Linked DNA regions of Mus musculus: regions 1 and 3 are each linked to region 2. The links are chromatin loops, found by intact Hi-C in ENCODE. Cell type or tissue: gastrocnemius. All regions are shown on one strand. Each heading gives the region's core, and the rest is flanking DNA. Links, peaks and the distances in the headings are about the cores only. Region 1 has its middle 4.5 kb from the start of Wipf2. Region 2 holds the start of Cdc6 (cell division cycle 6). Region 3 holds the start of Msl1 (male specific lethal 1).

Region 1 (6,863 bases), core at 672-5,671, 51 kb after region 2:
CAGTGTGCGATTAGAGTTGTGACATGTGCCGGGATGTCACAGGAGTGATGAATTCCTGCTGAAGAATGAGAAGAGATTTGTAAATGGTTTGAACTAGCCCCTGCAAGATGAGTAGAATTTTGCTGGGCTCTGTAGCTCAGAGGAGGCAGAGGCAGGCAGATCTCTTAGCTGGGGGCCACCCTGGTCTACAGAGCAAGTTCCAGGACAGCCAGGACTGCACAGAGAAATTCTGCCTCAGAACACCAAAACAAACAAAACAAGAAGAAGAAGGGGGCTGGAGAGATGGCTCAGTGGTTAAGAACACGGATTGCTCTTCCAGAGGTCCTGAGTTCAATCCCCAGCAACCACATGGTGGCTCACAACCATCTGTAATGGGATCTGATGCCCACTTCTGGTGTGTCTGAAGACAGTGACAATGTACACTCATATATAAAATAAATCTTTTAAAAAGAAGAAGAAGAAGAGGAGGAGGAAGAAGAAGAAAGAGGGGGAGGAAGAAGAAAAAAGAGGAGGAGGAAGAAGAAAGAGGAAGAAGAAAAAGAAGGAGGAGAAAGAGGAGGAAAGAAAAAAGATGAATAGGATTTTGTTACTAATCAGTGAAGGCGGGGAACACATACCAGGCATGATCAGTGGATGCAAAGGTAAAGATGCTCAGATAGCTACGTCATGAATATCTGATAATGGGGCGGCTGGACGAGAAATGCAGTGAATCTGCACTGTTTACTAACTAGAGCTTCTGAACTCTTTCCTTCATCTCCTTACCTGCCCCGTCTTCGGTTGCTCAACGATATGTAGACCCACTTTCTTCCTTCCTCCCTCCTTTTTAAATTTCTTTTTAGTTATATTTTTTTTTCCATTTATTTATTTATTCACGTTACATCCTGATCACAGCCCCCCTCCTTCCTCTCCTCCCAGGCCCACCCTCACATGACCCTCCCCTCCCCCTTTCCTTCTCCTCAAAGAACTTGGTACCCTATGACTACCAACCCTCCTTGGCACATCAACTCCCAGCAGGACTAAGCGCATCCTCTCCCACTGAGGCCAGACAAGGACGGCTAGCTAGGGGAAAGGGACCCAAAGTCAGGCAACAGAATCAGAGACAGTCACCTGCCAATTGTTAGGGAGCCCATGGAAGACCAAGCTACACAACTGCTATACATGTGTAGGGGGCCTAGGTCCAGCCCATGCATGCTCTTTGGTTGATGGTTCAGTTTCTGTGAGCCCCCTGTGGGCCCACATGAAGTGGCTCTGTAGGTTTTCTTGTGGTGTCCTTGACCCCACTGGCTCCCTCAATCCTTCCCTGCAGTGGACCCACTTTCAATCCCTTCATGTCGTGAAGTCACCTCTTCATACCATGAAGTCCCCCCTTCATACCATGAAGTCCCCCCTTCATACCCTCAAGTTCCCTCTCAAAGCCCTTGAAATGGTTATCTTTGTCTCATGCTTGTTGTCCAAGCCCTTGCTTCAGTGTCCCCTCTCCTGAGGGTATTCTCTGCCCAGTATAGCTAAAGTAACCCCCTGCTCTCTTGTTCAACCTGTGTCAAAGAGCAGCCACTAGGGTGAATACAGGGGCATCTCACTTAGGGAAATATCAATAACAAGCTTTATGAAGAAAGAAACCAAGACTCTATCTCCCATTTTCTACATGAAGTCTATAGGAATGGGCTAGGATCTTCAGATTTTGTGCTTTCAATGCTTGGTGGCTCTGTACTGTCCTCCTCCTCCTCCTCCTCCTCCTCGTCCTCTTCCTCCTCCTCTTCCTCTTCCTCCTCTTCCTCCTCTTTTTCCTCTTCCTCCTCTTTCTCCTCCTCTTCCTCCCCCTCCTCCTCTTTTTCTTCTTTTTGTAAATGAGTTGTTAATATGTGTATGAGTGTTTTGCCTGCACATAACTATGTGTACCTCATGTGGGCCTGGTACCCTTGGAGGTCAGAGGAAGGTATTTGATCTCCTAGAATCAGAGCTGCAGATGGCTGTAAGCCACCATGTTGGTGCTAGGAATTGAACTGGTATCTTCTATAATAGAAATAAGCGTTCATAACTGCTAAGCCATCTCTCCAGCCTCATGATTGCTGGTTTTATTATTTATGTGTGTACTTATTTATTTGGAAACAGGGTCTCACTATGTAGCTCTGGCTGCTCTGGAACTTGCTATGTAGACCAGACTGGCCTCAAAGTAATAGAGATCTGTCAGTCTCTGCCTCTGGACTGCTGGAATTAAAAGCATCCACCACCATGCCCAACTATAATTGTGTTTTTAAAAATACAAATAGAGAGGGCTGGAGAGATGGCTCAGCGGTTAAGAGCACTGACTGCTCTTCCAGAGGTCCTGAGTTCAATTCCCAGCAACCACATGGTGGCTCACAACCATCTGTAATGGGATTTGATGCCCTCTTCTGGTGTGTCTGAAGACAGCAACAGTGTACTCACAAACAATAAATAAATCTTTTTAAAAAATATAAACAGTCGGGCAGTGGTGGCGCACGCCTTTAATCCCAGCACTTAGGAGGCAGAGGCAGGTGGATTTCTGAGTTCAAGGCCAGCCTGGTCTACAAAGTGAGTTCCAGGACAGCCAGGGCTACACAGAGAAACCCTGTCTTGAGAAACAAAACAAAACAAAACAAAAATAAAATAGAAGTAAGACAGTAAGACATTTTCTGGGTGCGTGGTTCATGCTCATAAACTTGGCGTTTGATGAGCTGAAGCAGGAGGATGACTATGAGCTTAAGGCAAGCAGGGCTACTTCGTGAACTTTCAGCCAGCATGGGCTATGTAGTGAAACTGTGTTGTGCTCCTAACCCCAAAGCTGGAGGAGACAAAGACAAGTGGACCCGAGGGTAACCAGCTAGTCTACCTAAATCATCAAGTTTCAGGCTCAGCGAGAGACTCTGTCTCAAAAATTAAGGTTGAGGATAGGTATGGTGACCACACCTTTAATCCTGGCACAGAGGCAGTAGCAGGCAGGGCTCTGTGACTTTGTCCCCAGTCTGGTCTACATGGGGGGTTCCAGGCCAGCCAGTGCTACTCAGAGAGACCTTGTCTTTTTTTTTTTTCCTTTGGTTTTTCGAGACAGGGTTTCTCTGTGTAGCCCTGGCTGTCCTGGAACTCACTCTGTAGACCAGGCTGGCCCCGAACTCAGAAATTCACCTGCCTCTGCCTCCCAAGTGCTGGGATTAAAGGCATGCGCCATCACGCATTAAGGCAGAAATGTTCTGTGCCCTATTATTCCCATGTCTAGGAACCCTGTGAAATTGGTCTCTGTACTGCCACCTGGTGGTTGAAAATGCCACTGCCTAAATTCCTTGCTCTCTCCTAGCCATCCGCCCAACAGAAGTAGGGATAGTTTCTTCACCAGCCCGGGAGATCGGATGCATCTGTTCAGTTTGCTTCCTAATTCCCAGCCCATTGCTGCCATGTGGATCTTTGGCTCACCCATCCAACACGGGCAGGGCAAAGGAAGAAACGCAGTCACACCAGCCACCAAAAAGGAGGCCTGCAGCTTAAAAGGTGCATGTTTCTCAGTGACTAAGACTCCTTGGAGGGGCAGCAGAGATGGCTCAGTGGGTAAGAGCACTGAATGCTCTTCAGAAAGTCCTGAGTTCAATTCCCAGCAACCACGTGGCTCACAACCACCCATAATGAGATCTGACACCACATGGCTCACAACCATCCATAATGAGATCTGACGCCCTCTTCTGGTGCGTCTGAAGTCAGCTACAGTGTACTTATATATAAAAATAGTAATAATAATAAATTAATTTTTAAAAAAAAGACTCCTTAGAGCTGGGATCCAGAGTCAGAAAGGATGGATTTGAGAACCAGAATAACAACTTGGCCTCTTGTTGCCTCTGTTTTTTTTTTTTTTGTTTGTTTGTTTGTTAAGTCTCTGGCCAGAAATGATGGTTTATGTGTGTAACGCCCACACTTGAAAAGTGGGAGCAAGCGGATCAGAAGTGCAAGGTCATCCTCAGCTCCGTAGAGAATTCCAGGTCTCTCAGGATCGCAGTTTTCCACACAGGGAGGGTAGCAGACAGATCCAGCGCTTTGGGTTTGCTGGGAAGATTAAACAGGAGAATATGAACAAACCTGCAATCTCTATACTCAGGACGATGAGGCAGGGGATAGAATGAGTTAGAGGCCAGGCTAGAAAAAAACAAAACAAAACCCACAAAGCTGTGTCCAGGCAGTGGCAGAGGACACACCCTAGAATGTCACCTTGTAAGTAATGACAGTTCTGAAAGTGGTCGAAATGAGTATGAGAGGAGCAGGAGCAACTAGGTCGCCTCCTCTTGCCAGCATGGGCAAGGTAGCATCCTCAGTACCAGGGAAGGAATGGCTGGCTCAGCATCCACGCTATGCCCCACTCCCGTGCTGTCCTGGACTGGTCCCATGGGACAGAGGCAGCCCTCCATACTAAACGAAGTCCAATTCCTGAGTGACTCCCAGTGGCGAATCTCTAGCTGTTCAGTCCCATATTCTGGCTGTTGAACTGTCTCCCTGCTGAGTCTGGCGGGTAATCCAGGACTCAGAGGCCGAGGCAGGAGGATTGAGAGTTTGAGGGCAGCCTGTACCCCAGGAAAAGACCCTATTTCCAAAAACCAAACAAGCAAACAAACCAACAACAAGAAAAAAAAAAAAGACAACCCTGTCCCTGCTTTGGGCTCAACTCCTCAAAGGAGCATTTTCTTCTTTTCTCTCCTCCCTGTTCCAGACCAACAGTGATTCTCCTCGGCTTAATTCCTACAGGCCTTATACTTATCATCTTGCATTGCATCCTGATCCTCTGGATCTTATTACAAGCAACTTAATTTATTCATTCAACAAATATGTATTGAGTGTCTGCTCAGTACCAGCTACTATTACAGATACTGGCCAGTGAGCAAGATGCAGTCACAGGGCTGAGCCATTCTGGTGTGCAAGGTGACCATGAAGCAAATATACAAAGAAACATATGTGATGTCATAAACTAGGAGTGTCTTTTTTTTTAAGATTTATTATTATTATATGTAAGTACACTGTAGCTGACTTCAGACAACCCAGAAGAGGGCATCAGATCTCATTACAGATGGTTGTGAGCCACCATGTGGTTGCTGGGATTTGAACTCAGGACCTTCAGAAGAGCAGTCAATGCTCTTAACCACTGAGCCATCTCGCCAGCCCCAAGCCAGGAGTATCTTGAGCAAAACAAAGACTAGGGGAACAGAGTAGGGAGTGGGTTTTGTCCAAGGGGTCAGTTTAGCTTAGGGAATGGAAAAGGCAAAATCTCTAAGCCAACAATGATTGTGACAAGGACAAAACAAATGGTCAGGATGACAGAGAGGAGGGATAGAGGGATAAATTTATTTAGAGCTAGGGTCTCACTACACAGCCCTGGGTAGCCTGGAGCTTTCTGTGTAGGGCAGGTTGGCTTTGAACTTGGCAGAGATCCTCCTGCCTGGGCCTCCTGAGTATTAGGATTAAAGGGCTGTGTCACCCCTTCACACACTGGAATCACACAGTGTGGTGTTATGTGCCCTTTTCTGTTATTTGGTGTTGTTTGAGATTCGTCCATGCATCTAGAGGCCATTTTTTTCTTTTTATTGTCATCTCCTTATTCTGTTTTATGAATATATCACAACTTCTTTGTTCATTGAAGGACATTTCTTTTTTTGTGTGCACTTGTATGCTCATGTGTTGTGTGTGACTGTGGGGGTGGGGAGTTGTGGGTGTGTATGTGTGTGGTGTGTGTGTGTAGTGTATGGTGAGTATGTGTGTGTGTGATATATGTGTGTATGTATGTTTACTTTTGTTCTAAGATGAGTTCTTGCTCCATCCCTCAGGTTCACCTGAGTTAATAATCCTCCTGCCTCAGTTCCCTAGAAAGCTAGGACTGTGCAGGTCTGTTATCATAGCCAGCTCCTTTTGTTGTGTATGTGCAGATGTGTGTCCAGGTGTGTTAATCCATGCACAGGAGCACAGGGACCAGAGGAGACTGTCACATGTCCTCTATTGCTCTTTACCTTATTCCCCTGAGACAGGGTCTCTCACTAAACCTGAAGTTCAGAAAGGCTGGCTGGCCAGAGAGCTCCTCTCTCTCCCCAGCACTGGCGCTGTAGGTGTGTGGAGCCATGTACAGCTCTGATCTGGATGCTGGGGATTCAAACGGAGGTCCTCAAGCTTGCCTAGCAAGCGATCCTACCCACTGCACTGGTCCTCAGCCGCACACCCAGCCTGCTTGCTTGCTTTTCTATCATAGTTGTTTTGCAATAGGATTTCAGGCTTTGGCCTAGCTGAGAACACCACTCATTCTGTGGCTCAGGCTGTCCTCACCGTTGCAGCAAACCCTCCTGTCCCGATCTCCTCAGTACTCTGATAGCAGGAATGAGGCACAGCGCTCCTTGCTGTCCTTTTCCTTAGGATGTCTAGCTGTGCGCACACAAGCAGGTGCGTGGATAAAAGTGCAGGTGTCCAGGGAGGCCCTCAGATTCCCGGAGCTGGAGTTACAAGCAGTCGTGAGCTACTTAGAGTAGGTGCCAGGAACAGAATTGCAGTCCTCTGCAATAGCACTATGTGCCTTTTAAACAGGTTATTTTATTATTTTATGAATGTGACTATTTTGTCCGCATGCACATCTGTGTAACACCTGGTATCTGCAGAGGCTAGAGGAGGGCACTGGATTCCCCAGAACTGAGTTGCAGATGGTTGGTTGTGAGCTGTCGCAGGGAAATCAATGCAGAGTGCTCCGGAAGAGCAGCCAGTGCTCCCACCTGCCGAGCCCCCTCTCCAGCCCTGTCCTCTGTTCCTGTTCTTTTTCCTTTCCTTCTTCACGCCCAGCACCGAGGAACCAAATAAGTACAAGTATTCTACCATCAAGCCATGCCCTCAAC
Region 2 (6,863 bases), core at 973-5,972:
TCCAGGCTAGCCAGGGCTGCAGCGAGACCCTGCCTCAAAAATAAATCTACTGAGCCAGGCGTGGTGGTGACCCTCCCACCCCTGCCCTCCGGACCCTGTTTCATCACAGCTCTCTGGATGCAGGTGGATCTGAGTTCAAGGCCAGTCTGGTCTACAGAGTTAGTTCTACGACAGCCAGGGCTACACAGAGAAACCCTGACTTGAAAACCAAGACAGACCAAAAAGCAAAGCTATCATTTCAAAATGAGGCATTCGGTTCTTTTTTTTTCCAGTACATACATGACAAGAACTGAAGCCATGGCTTTGTGCCCACTAAGCTCATGCTCTATCAGCAACTCACACCCCTCACTGCCTATGTTACTTTGCATGATTATGTGCGGTGCATGTAAACACTCATGAGTATATGCACTTCTGTGTGAGTGTAGGTGAGGCCCAAGTTGGTGTGAGATGTTCTCCTTTAGGGTTCTGCACCTTAGTTTTTGAGACAGGATCTCTCATGCTTACACAGCAAGCACCTTGCCCAATGAGCCATCTCTCCAACAGCAACCCCTATTTTTTAGTAGTCGTAATAGCAGTAATACTACACTAATACTAATCCTTTTGCTTGCTATGACACCCCAAATCATGATCTTCCTGCTTCATCCTCCCAAACAGCTGTGACCATAGGAATACACTGTGGCGTCTGGCCTCTTTGTCATTTTTATTCCGACCTAACAAAAAAATCAATGTCATGTTATGTTAACTTACTACCATAGTAATTAATTTTTTTTTTTTTTTGAGACAGGGTTTTTCTGTATAGCCCTGGCTGTCCTGGAACTCACTTTGTAGACCAGGCTGGCCTCGAACTCAGAAATCCGCCTGTCTCTGCCTCCCAAGTGCTGGGATTAAAGGCGTGTGCCACCACCGCCCGGCAGTAATTTTCTTATTTTGCTAAGACAGAAAGCTGGCTTATGATCCTCCATGGGTACCAGGGATGCAAGCAGTGCAGAGCTGCATGCAAGCAAAACACTCATGCACATAAATGAACAAACAACAGAGGTCACTAATGTGCACAGGGAAAGCTCACAGCTACAATGGACTAAGCACTGGCTATGAAGGCACAAGGAGCAGGCTTCAGACCTCAGAAGGTGGAGCTAAGATGCCCAGGACAAGCTGGCCAGTGAGTTCCAGGTCCAGCAAAAGACTCTCCCTTAGTAAATAAAAAATGAAGACCTATGATGTCAACCTCTGGTCTCTACACCAACATACTTCACACACACAGCTACTAAACAACTAACAAAGCTTCACATTAGCAACTGAGCACTAACCAATGAGCACCAATCGGGAGTTGCTTAGCCACGGCCACTCAAACAGTGTGTATAATACATCCTGCCCTTTGCTGTCCAGCTGATCCATCTCGTCCAACACCAACACGCTATGGAAAAAGAGAATGAATTAGTACCAGTAGTCACATTCTCAACCTTCCAAGATTGGATCTGAGCTACCCCTTGGGTTGCTTGCCTTAGGTTGGTAGGTCGACAGCCCCCATCACTAACATCATCCAGTTGTTTTCAAGGAACTAGTTTAAAAACAGTTACATTTTAAACTAGGCCTGGCAGTGATGATGCATAATGTAGGCCCATCTCTTGTGAGTGTAAGGCCAGCCTGGTCTACACTAGTTCCAGGACATCCAAGAATACGCAAAAAAAGCCCCATTTCAAAAAACAAAACAAAAGCATCCCAAACGAAACAATAAAACCCCCAATGCAACAACAAAACAGTTAAAATTTAAACTCAATAATCAGAAAGTTCAGGGGCTGTGGGTGTGACTCAGTGGTAGAGCACTTATCTAACACACACAGAACCCTGGATTTGAGCCCTAGCACCACCACTAAATAAATTAGAAACTGTATTATCTTTCTTTTCTTGAAGCACATGTACCCATGCCGCAGAGCAAAGTTCTTTCCCTCGGTAACCCCTTACAGACTTTCACTGAGCATCACGCAGCAGACAGACAGGCAGGCACTCACATCATGGGGCCTTTCTCTGCTGTCAAGTGCTTTTCCAGTTTTCTCATCAAGTCCTTCCCAGCTGGTCTGCACAGCTCCTCCCGACCAATCTCCTGAGCAATAGCTGGGAACACAGCCTGGGCACTCCTCAGGGACATGCAATTCAGCAGGATGGATTTAAAGCCTTTTACTTCCTTCTAGGTTAAAACAAACAAACAAACACCGGAGTTATGTCATCTTCAGACAATGATTTCCTCAAACCTGACTGGATCTCAGAGCAAACAGGACACAAGAGTGACACTCTACTTTCTTTGGAAAGATTTATACCCTGAAATAACAAAATTACTTACTTCTAGGAAGCAGTCAATCTCCCAACCATCTATTCTTCCTGAACCTTTAAGAGTCAATTGTTAGCCAGGCGTGGTGGTGCACGCCTTTAATCCCAGCACTCGGGAGGCAGAGGCAGGCGGATTCCTGAGTTTGAGGCCAGCCTGGTCTACAAAGTGAGTTCCAGGACAGCCAGGGCTACACAGAGAAACCCTGTCTCGAAAAACCAAGAAAAGTCAATTGTTGGGGCTGGAGAGATGGCTCAATGGTGGCTGCTCTTCCAAAGGACTCAGGTCCAATTCCCAGCACCCACATTGCAGGGCACAACGGTCTAGAACTCTAGTTCCAGGGGGATCCAACATCCTCACACAAACATACATACAAGCAGAACACCAGTGTGCACTTACTAGCGCGCACACACACACACAAATTGATATATTATCTCAGCAAAAATATCCATAATTCAGATGCTTGGTGTACCTTGAAGTCTTGCAGAATCCGGCTTAAACAGGCAGTTTTTCCAGTCCCAGGAGCGCCAGAAAGGTAGAGACTGCCAGCTTTCTTCCCACAGATGTGCTCCTTCAGAAAATTCCTGATGACACCCATCTCCTGCTCTCTGGCAGGCAGCCGATCCGGGACAGCTGTATTCAGGACGAGCTTGGCTTGCTGATAGCAAGTGCCTGTGTCGGACAAATGAACAATTAAAGACAAAGCCGAAGGTGACTGGGTTTCATTCAGACCCACCAGCACGGTCCCTGATGGCTACTCTACCACGTAAGGACTCACCTTCTTGCTTGAACAGTCTTATACACACAGACTCCTTCTCCGGCGGACATTTCTGCTCAGGATCTGCTTTGCTCTCTGGACTTCTTTGAGCGGAGGAGGAACGTATCTGGTGTTGGCGAACTCTGTCTTGTTCTTTTGGGGGGGAAGCCTTAAATGTCGGCTCATCATCGAATACTAATCTGCACCCCTTCCACGTATGTGAGCGAGGGGGTCCGTTTTCTTTCTTGCCCAGCTTTGGTGGAGAACAGGGAGATAACCGGGGAGTGTTGCACAGGTTGTCATCGCCTGAAACGTGAAGCAGACATGCTCAGTCAGAGCGATGCTGTCAGCCACCTAAAACACTGTCTGTCCTTCACTGCGGAGGGCAGGAAAAAGAACCACAAAGACCTCCCCCACGATCAGAAAGAGGTGAATCGCTTTCTTTTTTTGAGACAGGATTTCTCCTCAGAGCCCTGGCTGTCCTGGTAACCCGGGAGGCCCCTGAACTCACAAAGGACCTGCTTGCCCCTGCCTCCTGAGTGCTAGGATTAAAGGTGTGCACCACCATCACCGGCAAGAGGTGAATTTCTACCCGAGTCAGAACCACAAAAGAAACTTCTCACCAAGGAGCAGATGTGGCCACCAGATGGCACCCCTGAATCTTATCATTTGGTAGCAACCTAATGAGTTCTAGTGGTGTGAAACTGTAAGATTCTTTTTAAATAAGCCTCATCAACCTTGGCGCTCCCGACATCTCAGGATAAGTAAGCTCCCTCTATAGGGAGCTGTTTGTGTGCACTGCTGGATGCCCAGCATCCTGGTTAGCTCTTACTCACGGTTCCAATACCACCCCCTCAACGGGAACAATCTTCAGATATGGCCAAATCACCCCCCACTCACAACAGACGCTCTCTGTACACATCTACCCATAACACCAGTACAGAAGCTCTTAGACTGGGCACGTAGGGCCGGTGGTACAGCACTTCCTAGCACATATAAGGTCTTGGGTTCAACCCCTAACATCCAAGCAGCTGCAACATTACCACACACAGTATGCGTGGTAGCGCGGGAAGGACCTCAAGTCTGAGGCAATCCTGGGCTACAAAAGCGAGTTCCAGGCCAGCCTGAGTTAGAGATCATTTCTCCAAAAACACCAAACACATCGAAAACCGGAAATGGCTGTCAAGTACTATTTGATAGCAAAAATTAAAAAAATATTAAGAATCTCATCAAATTTTTCTTTCTCAAGACAGGAGTTCTCTGGGTTAACCCAGGCTGGCCTGAAACTCACTCTGTGGACCAGGTTGGCCCCAAACTCAAGAGACCCACCTGCCTCTGCCTTCTGAGTGCTGGGATTAAAAGCAAGCTCACCACCTCCCGGGTTATTTGTTTCCTCTTAATTTCACAAGCACGCAGGCGAGTTCCATAACACTATAACTTCAAGGGAAATGTAAAGGACAGAACTAAGGAAATGAAGATCAAACCTAGGTTCCTTAGCAAATGATCTCTAGTGTACGGCTCAACCGTGAAATTCGGTACACACTTGGCAGCCATTATGAAGGCAAATACAGCTCTGGTTTTAAGAGCCAGGCACCTCAGCATCAAGGCAGGAAAGGCTGAGAGCTCAGTCACAAAGTCGCACTCACAAAGCGGAGGGCTTACCCAGACGTTTTCGGGGACTGAGAGGCAGAAGTTTTACGTCCACACACGGAGTGGTGGGTACAGGCTGGACGTTTCTAAGTTTTACTTCACAATCCCGGGAATTGGGTTTCTTCAGGGTATTAGATAGCTTCTTTTTCGGAAAACCGATGGTAGCTTGTGTCTGGGATCTGGTTTGAGGCATGATGGCCACACAACTGGATACAAAGGAAAATCAGGAGAGCAAAGAGAAAAACACACAGAGCAATATAAATAATTATATTGGGGACCAGCACTCCATAAATCACGTTAACATAGCATTTTTAACATTTAGTTGTGCTTCCCATGCAAATCTATGTAATAAAGGGTAACGTCTGTCTGCCTAGTACGTGTAACATTCCGTTATACACATATTACACACTACAGTCTTACCATACGTCAAATGTAGACACTATTAGCCCTCTCTTAAAGAGATAGTCACAGAAACACACGGCTATCACCCTGGGCACCCTGGGACCAGAAGCCAAGTTCTTACACTTGTATGATGCCAGAAGTCTGTCTCCATTTATTTCTATAATACTTTAGCTCCTTCCCTGCAGACATGTGAGACGTCTTTAGCACTGGTTTGGTTCCAGACCGTCACCTTTAGGCTCTCCCAAGTCCTGGGCAAGGGCAGCTGCGTCCTCTGCTCAAAACTAGCCAGCACTCCACCAAACTCCCGACCCCACCCTACACCGTTTCCTCCCAGCAGCTCTCTCCTTCCCAACGCGGCGTGCTCGAACCGCTTCTAGAGCTCACAACCCCCTCCCTGACCCAGCCTCAGACCCCAGGCGATTTCCCGCTCTCCACCGGCCTTGCTCGGACCAGCCTCACCTCTCTGGACACCAGACCTCGCGGAGCTTTGCACTCTTCAGGGCCGTGTCGCTCAGTGCACACTCCTCGCGTCTCGATCACCACCGTAAAAACTCTCCCGCCACAAATTCTACAGCAGCTGCAAAGTCAACTCGCGCCAAAGCCGCTCTACTTCAGCCTTCTCGTCTCCCGCCAAAGTCCAGCCAGGCTTCTGATTAGTTGTCACTCATCACCACGCCTTCGCCGGTGACGGCCGGCAGCCAATAGGACAGCCCCAGGTCTCAGCGACCACCACGAAGTCACACCCACTCGCCCGGGAGGGCGTTAACTTTTGAGACCTCGGAGGAAAGGCGCGCGTTTACGAGCGCGTCACGCCGTAAAGCCTGGCGGGAAGTGTAGTTTTTTTTTTTTTTTTTTTTTTTTTGCCTCTACGCACATCTACTTCCGTATTTTTATTTCTACTTTGTCCTCCACCCAGCCTCCCCACCGTTGCCTAACGTCCTCATTCTACTGGGCTACCTTTGCTCATCTTATCTGCCAAACATCCCTATTTTCATTATTCTGGTGGGCTAGATTTTAAGAGGGCTACAAGGCCTACTTTTTGGGGGGCGGTCCTGTATGGCATGAAGCAAATGAATGTATAAGGTCACAGAATTTTCTGTGGGGAGGAGCTGATAACTCGAACCAGGGTATTTTTTTGGGGGGCGGGGGGGCAAGTTCTAGACCTATCTAAGCAAACTGACATCATCTCACTATTTGTTGACTTGCGCTTGCTCAGTGAGAAACAAGTGCAACACCAAACGTATAATTTCAAGGTCATACATTCCAAGTGCTGCCTTAACATCCATCTAGCTACACATCATAGGGAGTAAAATTATGTCTCTTTAATTTGAAAATCTCTTATGGCCAAGCACTAGGGTCTGGGACCCAAGGAAAAGAGTTATCGGCAAGGCAAGCTGAGCATTTAATGAAAAATGTAACTAGAGCAGCCATTTGCAGGCAGGTCAGGCTCCAAGGTTACTCGGGTTCTTCTAAAGACCAGAGCCCAATTCTAGGTAATGGTAAAGTCTATGGGATTTTGTTCTTGGTTTGTTTTGTTTTGGTTGTTATTGTTTTCTGAGACTTTTTATTTGTAGCTCTGGCTGTCTTGGAACTACGTAGACTAGGCTGGCCTTAAACTCAAGAGATCTGTCTGGGTCTGCCTCCCAAGTGCTGAGATTAAAGGTGTGCGCCACCACACCTGGCTATAGGATATATCTTTTATTGTCTGATACCAAATAAAACAGACACAAA
Region 3 (6,730 bases), core at 1-5,000, 110 kb after region 2:
CAGGGCTAAGACTGTAGTACATGACAGAAGCCGTGAATGCCAAGCTCAGACCAATGCCTTAGCATTAACTCACCCCACTTTTTCCTACCTTGAAAAGCCTATGAAGGAGGCCAAAGAAGGCATCACCTCAAGAACTCAGCACAACCCTCCAGCTGCAGTAGTGTCCCCCCGCCCCCTGCCAGCCACTCGTGTCACCTGTGTTCTGATTCACAGCCTTAGCATTACTTAGCCATGTTTCGTGGGTGACATAGTCTTCATTTCTTCTCCTTTACTGATCCTTCTCTTCCCACCCCCTTCCCATGAAAGGAAGGATATGTTGTGTTTTTACGGCAGGGCCATCACACCGTAGACTGCAGTACAGTGCTGAGCAGTGCCACTCCATGCTGAGTTACTTCCACAAAGCAACACTGAGGTATTTCAACAAGACCTGCCCCAGCTCCTGTTCCACCTTGCAGAAGGCACTCTCCAATCAAACAGAGGCCTGATGGCGACTTATTTAGGAAGCAAACAAAATGAACAGCTCTTCTGCTCCCATGCTCAGCCTGTGGTGCGTGAAGCCCCAGAGTAAGAGGAGCCAGGAGGGAGGGAGGGGGGAGCAGGGCCTGAGCGCACTGTAGAAGCCATGTTTATTTTTAGGCGTCTAAAAGGTATGTTACCACTGTAGCACCCACCACCCCAGCGGCCCTGAGGTGTGAGGGAGTGTGCTTAACATGTGTGCCCAAGGCTGCTGCTCATGCAAGCAAGCCTATGGAGTCATGCTTTCCAGGAGTACAAAGAAATAACCAACAACTTTTCTAATACCTCAAGATTCAAAAACAGGTCTGGGAGGTGGAAGGGTTTACAGAATACATCGAATAAGCTTATGTCTCAAAATCTGCCAGCTTAGTCAAGGGACGTGGTCAGCGGGTAGTGTTTTATAACTCAGATTTTCTACTAGAAACTCTCTGAAATCAAAGGCAGTGATTCTCATTTAGGAGAGCTAAAACAGGATTCCACGTACACCATCTTTACCCTCTACCGACCAAAAGACCTATGACAACCCTCCTGTCTAAAGATGCAACAGCGGTGGTTACGGCAACAGCTGTTATAGCCTCCTCTCCAATGCACAGCTAAGGCAACAGCGCTTGAATACAACCCCTGCCATACAGCCACATCTGCACCCCACCCTATCATTTTTAACCCCTCGTAAATCAGGTCTTTCCCACTCTAAACGTCTTTCCCACAAGTGTGGGGCTGTCGTTTTAAATTAACCCTTTGGCAACCGAAGCCTCCCATAACACCCCCCACCACACACACACAGGTTGCCCTTTAACCCTTCCTTCCGACCCAACGTGTCAGTGATGCCAGGCTCCTAACGACCCAACATCTAAGGCACTCTTTAGCTGGTGGCCAACTTCCTCTAACCCTAACCGAGCGGGGACCTCTGCCTCCTACAGCCCCCTTCCCCCGAGCATGCGCAGAGCTCGCTCTCCATCCCTAATGCAGATTAACCCCTCCCGTACCGTATCTCTCTCGGACTTCAGCTCCTCTATCTCCTTCTCCTTGGCCTGCAACTGCTGCTGCTGCTGTTCGATGAGGTCCAATTGCAGCAGAAGGATCTGTTTGAGGCAGGCGGCCTGACTGGAGGCTCCCGAGCCGCCGCCACCCCCGAGAGGGCTCTTCCTTATACTCTTCCATCTGCCCTCACTGGCCGCCAGGGTCCCAGCAGTGGCGGTGGGCGCGAGGGGTGGTGGCCCGGGCAGAGGTAGTGGTGGGGGTCCCGCCGGGTCCGAGGCGGTGGCAGCTGGGGGAGCCGCCCCACCCTTGTCCCCAGCCCAGGGCGTAGGCTCTTTGGCCGCCGCCACCACGATAGAGCCCGTCTGAATGGGCAGCACCGCCTGATACTTGGGCCGGGGGCTGCAGCCAGCGCCGGCTGCGACTGGCTCCCCGCCGATGCCGGCTTGTTTAGTAGCTGGGGGCGGACAGGGCAAGGGCACCGAACCGCCCCAGCTCTCTTCCTGCTGCCCGGGGGCCGCCCCGGCTGGGAGTAACAAGCCCCGGCCCTTGCCGCCGCCGCAGCCGGCTGGAGAGGGCGAGGGGCTCCCGCCCTGGGAAGAGGCCAGCGGGGGCCCCGGCTCCTTGAGCTTACGATGCCGGGGGAGGAAATGGGCTTCGGCCGCCCCGGACTCGTCCTCGGGCCCGCCCAGCGCCGCAGCCCGCTCGTAGTCCAGTCGCTGCTCGGGGTTGCCGCCGGCAGGGGCCGCGGCCGCCTTGAACACTGCGGATCTCATGGTCATAGTGGTCCGGAGCAGCGCGGGGGACCGAGACGGAGGAGGGGGTGGGGAAGGGGCGAGGTGCGGGGGGTCGAGGACGGAGGAGGGGGAGGGGAGTTTGGCGGGCTCGGCTCAGCAGAGCAGCCGCAGGCCTCCGCTAACGCGGCTTCTCCGAGGCCCGGGCGCCATCCCGCCGGCGAGCGGAGAAGTGGAGGCCGCAGCTGAGGCCCGCCGCCGACCCATGGTGGCCTCGCCGCCGCCTCTGCTGCCGCCACCGTCGCCTTCGCCGCAGAGGCAGGAGCTCGCACCCAGCCGCCCCCGAGCTCATCCCCGGAGCTCGCTTCGGCCCCCCCTGCCCGGCCGGGCCCGCCTCGTCTCCCCACCCCGCACCCCCCCTTCCCCGCCCCGGCCCCCCGCCCCGGAGCTCGCCTCAGCCGCCCCGAGCCTCCATTTCCCCCCCCTTGCTCCTCCTCGGGAGGGGGTGGGAGGGACGGGTCCGCCCAGAGCCCTCCTACTCCGGGAGGGGGGGTCTGCCGCCTCCCCCGGGGGTTCTCCGCGCCGCCGGGTCCCCCTCCCCCACAGTCACCCCCGACTCCTCGGCGTTTCCCTTTAAAAAAAACGGAGCCGCCGCAGCCGCCGCCACCGCCGACCGGAGCGCGCATGCGCCGAGAGGGCAGCGGGCGGGAGCGAACCGGGAGCGGAGAGGAGGGAGGCGGGTAGCGCTATTGTGAAAGGGGCCGCGGCTACCGCTGCCGCCGCGAGGGGGAGGGGACCGAGGCGCGGGGGCCCACGAGGGGAGGTCGGGGACGAGGGCGAGGACGCAGGAGCGGGCGAAGGTGGGCTGCCGAGGCAGGGGCGGGCTGGGGAGGGAAGAAGGGCGAGGGCGGCCGCTGGTGGTTGGGGAATGCGGAGGATCCCCGGCAAAACCAAGTGCGAGAGAATGGGGTTGGGGAGGAAGGAAGGAGGTAGATGCTCCCGCCCCTCGCGGACGCCTACCGACCGCTCTGCTGAGCCGGCCTTCGTCGGATAGCCCTTCCCTGGCGACCTGGCTACGCGCCTGGCCCACACCGGAGCCCCGCGCGCCTTCGGGACCGGCCCCGACCCAGGCTCCCTTGGAGCCTGCGGCTGTTTCATGGAGTAGAAGTCAAGCTTCCACCCTCTAGGCTCCCTGGCGGTCCCACATGGGTTGGGGAAAGAAGTGAAGTTCTTTGTCTCTAAGGGATCCAGCACAGAAATGGAGGGACCTCTGGTTCCCAGAAGCAGCAAAATCCATGATGTCTGCTGCCCAGGGAGTTGTAAGCACAACCTTGGGGTGAAGTACTGCCAACTACCGACAGTTGTTTCCCAAGCAGCCATGTCTCCAGCCTTCTTAAGCTGTAGCTACTCCTAGCATCTTCTGGAAAAAGATTCAAGAAATCTATGGAGAGATGTATGCCGGTGTTAGGACTAAGTGTTCTTTAGGGCCTTCTATTGGAGCACTTCCCAATTCTCCAGGTTCATAGTGTCTGTGTGCCTTAATTTTCCAAGCAACTTTAGCCACTAAGTCCTCATAGTTCCCTATGGAAAAAACATGTACATAGTTGTAAATTAATTGGTTGCTTATCTGTCTGAAGTGCACTTCTAAAATTTTTTTATAGGAGATAGGTATAGTGGTCTACACCTTTAACCCCAGCCCTTGTGAGGCAAAGACAGGAGAATGTGTGAGTTCGGGGCCATCTTGGTTCACATAGCAAGTTCCAGGACAGGGCTACATATACCTTGTCTAAATAAATAAATAAATGTCTCAATGCGAGCAAGCAGATCTTGTCTCTATAAATAAATAAACGATAAGTTGTACAGAGAAAACAAGGACACCTGGTTCAATGCGAAATTTAGTTAGAAACTGCTTCTGCTTTGTGGGCTCTAAGCATGAAACACTGAAAAACTTCATGGGTATGAAAGTCCTGAGTCCCCGTCCTCTTTCCATCAGGTGGGCCTCAGAACTGCACAGGAAGGCAGTAGAAGGAAGGGCAGGATTAGAAAGAAGTTTGTAGAATGTGGTCTTTTTCAGTGTGAAGACTACCACCTCACTATCCTGATAACCTCCCAGATTTGTGGCTTGTTGGACCCTTACTCCAAAATCCTATCTCCAACTCCCTAGAATATGGCCAACTGGATGTCTGATATGCACTTCAGACTCAAGCTTTCGACTCTGCACCTAAATCCTGTTTCCAGTTAAGTCAGTCCATCTTACTTTAAAAATCCAAGCTAGTACATTTTACATCTTCGCCACAACTCTACCTTGATGTAAGCTGCCACCTCTGCTTTTCTGTTTATTGTTTTAATTATGAAATGCTTGTGATTTGTCTCATGATTTCAACCTCTGCCTAAGTCTTCCCCGGTCATTTGTAGTGATCCTGATAGATTTAAGGTCATAATATAAGATCATAAGATCACTTGGATTAAAAGTGTAATGGTCTGAAGGACCTGGCCCTTCAAGCTGCTGTGGACTGGAGAACTCTTACGGCTTTCTGTGGACCCTCTCCTGCCGTCCTCGCCTCCTGTGTCTGTCTGCTCGGGTCTATACGTTTGCTGTTCTCATATGGATCCCTACTCACAGGACTTCCACACTTCTTTGTTCCTTTTTACTAAATATCACCTTTTAGATGCCTCCTCTGCTGGCCTCTTATTTCCTCTGCAGGATTTAATCAGCATCTAATACATACTTTGTCCTGCATTATCCTCAACTCCTAATGTGAATCTTACAGGTTGCTCACTGAATGTTGTCCGTATCGACACCCATACGTGTTACAAAGTGCCATCTTGAAGCCTGTTCAGGTGTGAGTCCACGAGTCAGTTCATGTAGGGTGACAGTACTCTGGGGATGTATAGAGAAATGACAGACAGGAGGGTGAGCAGAGACCCAGGCCTGTTGTCTGAAAAGCTAGTAAAGTCAGCTCTTTTGGGAGACTGCAGTAAAACAATTCCAAGTTCAAGACTTGCCAGGTTACAGAATGACAGGACTCTGCCATGGTTCAGTGGTTAGTGCGTCTGCATTCCTAGCATCCACAAAATCCTAGGTTCAATCCTCAGTATCACATAAAAAAGGACCGCTGAGCCGCCTCAGAGGCTAAGGGAAACTGCAGAGATGCTTGGCGTACAGAGCTCAATCTCTATGGACACAAAGGAGAGAGGGAGATAACCCGCCTGTCTCCTGACCTCCACTCTCACTGGAGAGGTACAGGAGCCAAACTTAAGTGAAATAAATGTAAATATGTAGAGAGAGAAGCCAAGGCTGTAGCATGAACCGGCCAGAAGCTATCACAGAGCTGGCGAGCTGGTTCAGCAGGCACAGGTGCTTGCCCGGCGAGCCTGGCCACCTGAGGTAAATTCCCAGGACATGGGCACAGGTGGAAGGAGGGAAGCAACTCCACCGCCACAGAATGCTGACAAGCCTCCACCCCCCACATGCACACCAACCCAAACTGGAGTCATTAGCATCGTTAGAAAACTTGGATGTGCAAATTTCCAGGTCCCACCCTAGGCCTAAAGATTCCCTAGCTCTGCGTGGTTTTGAGCCATCCCTCCTCCCCTGGGGCTTTGTTTCTATTTATTCTTTCTTTAGACGGGGTCTTGAGTACACAAACTGACTTTGAACTCCTAATCTGGCTACCACCTCCTGAGTGCTGGGATTACAAACACTATCATGCTAAGCTAAACCTTCCTCCTACCCACTCTTAAAGGGCCAGACAGTGACTTATGTTAGGCTTGAATGACTGGAAGGCCTTTTTTTCCTCTTCAACTTCAGTACCACCACTGCAATGCAAAAGCAGCCCCACCCCCACTGAATGATATGGTGTACACGGTCATTTTCCAATATGAACTTTATTATAAGAAATTTGTATTCCTAATAATTTTGTTTGGGGTTTTGAGACGAGGTCTGAGGTCTCTCGTGTATATTTATCTCTTCCAGGTAGCCTCGAATTACTGTGTAGCTCTGAAGGACCTTGAACTTCTTCCTGCATCTATCTCTAGAGTGCTGGATTATAGACATTGACCATTGTATGCATTCACAACAGGCCAAATACAGTCAGTGCTGGGGGTCTTACCCAGGGCTTCACCGTTGCCAGGCAAGCACTCTACCAACTGAGGCACATCCCCAGCCCTGTTTCTAACAGTTTATAACCTTATCTTAAAATTTGCAACTATCAGAGGAGATGACTCAGCAGTTAAGAGCACTGGTTTCTCCTCCAGAGGACCTGGGTTCAATTCCCAGCACCCACATGGTGCTCATAACTGTCTGTAACTCCAGTTCCTGGGGGGTCCATATGGTACAGGGCATGTACAAGGTGCACATATATGTGCATGCAGGCAGAATACCCATACACATAAAATAATACATTGCAACTATTACAGGTTTTTGGTTTGTTTGTGACAGTGTCTCACTAGGTAGCCCTAACTGTCCTGCAACCAATTAGATCACTTGAAAGTCATGGTGA

What was found. Peaks named below come from ENCODE experiments on the same cell type or tissue, not always from the same donor. Only the 100,000 strongest peaks of a DNase experiment are listed, where the experiment ranks them.
Region 1: it touches region 2 in a loop (7-fold over the local background); 21 of 42 quality-filtered maps call a loop at or near these places.
Region 3: a loop joins it to region 2, with 3 times the contacts of the local background. A loop is called at or near these places in 3 of 42 quality-filtered maps.

Annotation. Positions count from the first base shown.
Region 1 is chr11:98,855,691-98,862,553 of GRCm38, reverse strand. No RefSeq gene overlaps it. Among named protein-coding and RNA genes, the nearest start is that of Wipf2, 4.5 kb to the left of the region's middle. In gastrocnemius, for the core only: a CTCF peak has its summit at 3,280 (motif pointing left); DNase peaks (open chromatin) are centred at 3,274 and 4,454.
Region 2 is chr11:98,906,710-98,913,572 of GRCm38, reverse strand. Cdc6 (cell division cycle 6) reads right to left here and starts at 5,772. Exons shown (of 12, transcript NM_001025779.2): 1 at 5,592-5,772; 2 at 4,743-4,936; 3 at 3,102-3,386; 4 at 2,796-2,995; 5 at 2,010-2,185; 6 at 1,308-1,414. The coding sequence starts at 4,923. In gastrocnemius, for the core only: a CTCF peak has its summit at 3,723 (motif pointing right); DNase peaks (open chromatin) are centred at 3,737 and 5,848; H3K4me3 peaks cover 756 bases.
Region 3 is chr11:98,791,377-98,798,106 of GRCm38, reverse strand. It overlaps Msl1 (male specific lethal 1), which reads right to left and starts at 2,591. Exons shown (of 9, transcript NM_028722.3): 1 at 1,503-2,591. The coding sequence starts at 2,276. In gastrocnemius, for the core only: CTCF peaks have their summits at 2,212 and 3,013; DNase peaks (open chromatin) are centred at 1,497, 1,841, 2,488, 2,906 and 1 more place; H3K4me3 peaks cover 4,224 bases; H3K27ac peaks cover 4,890 bases.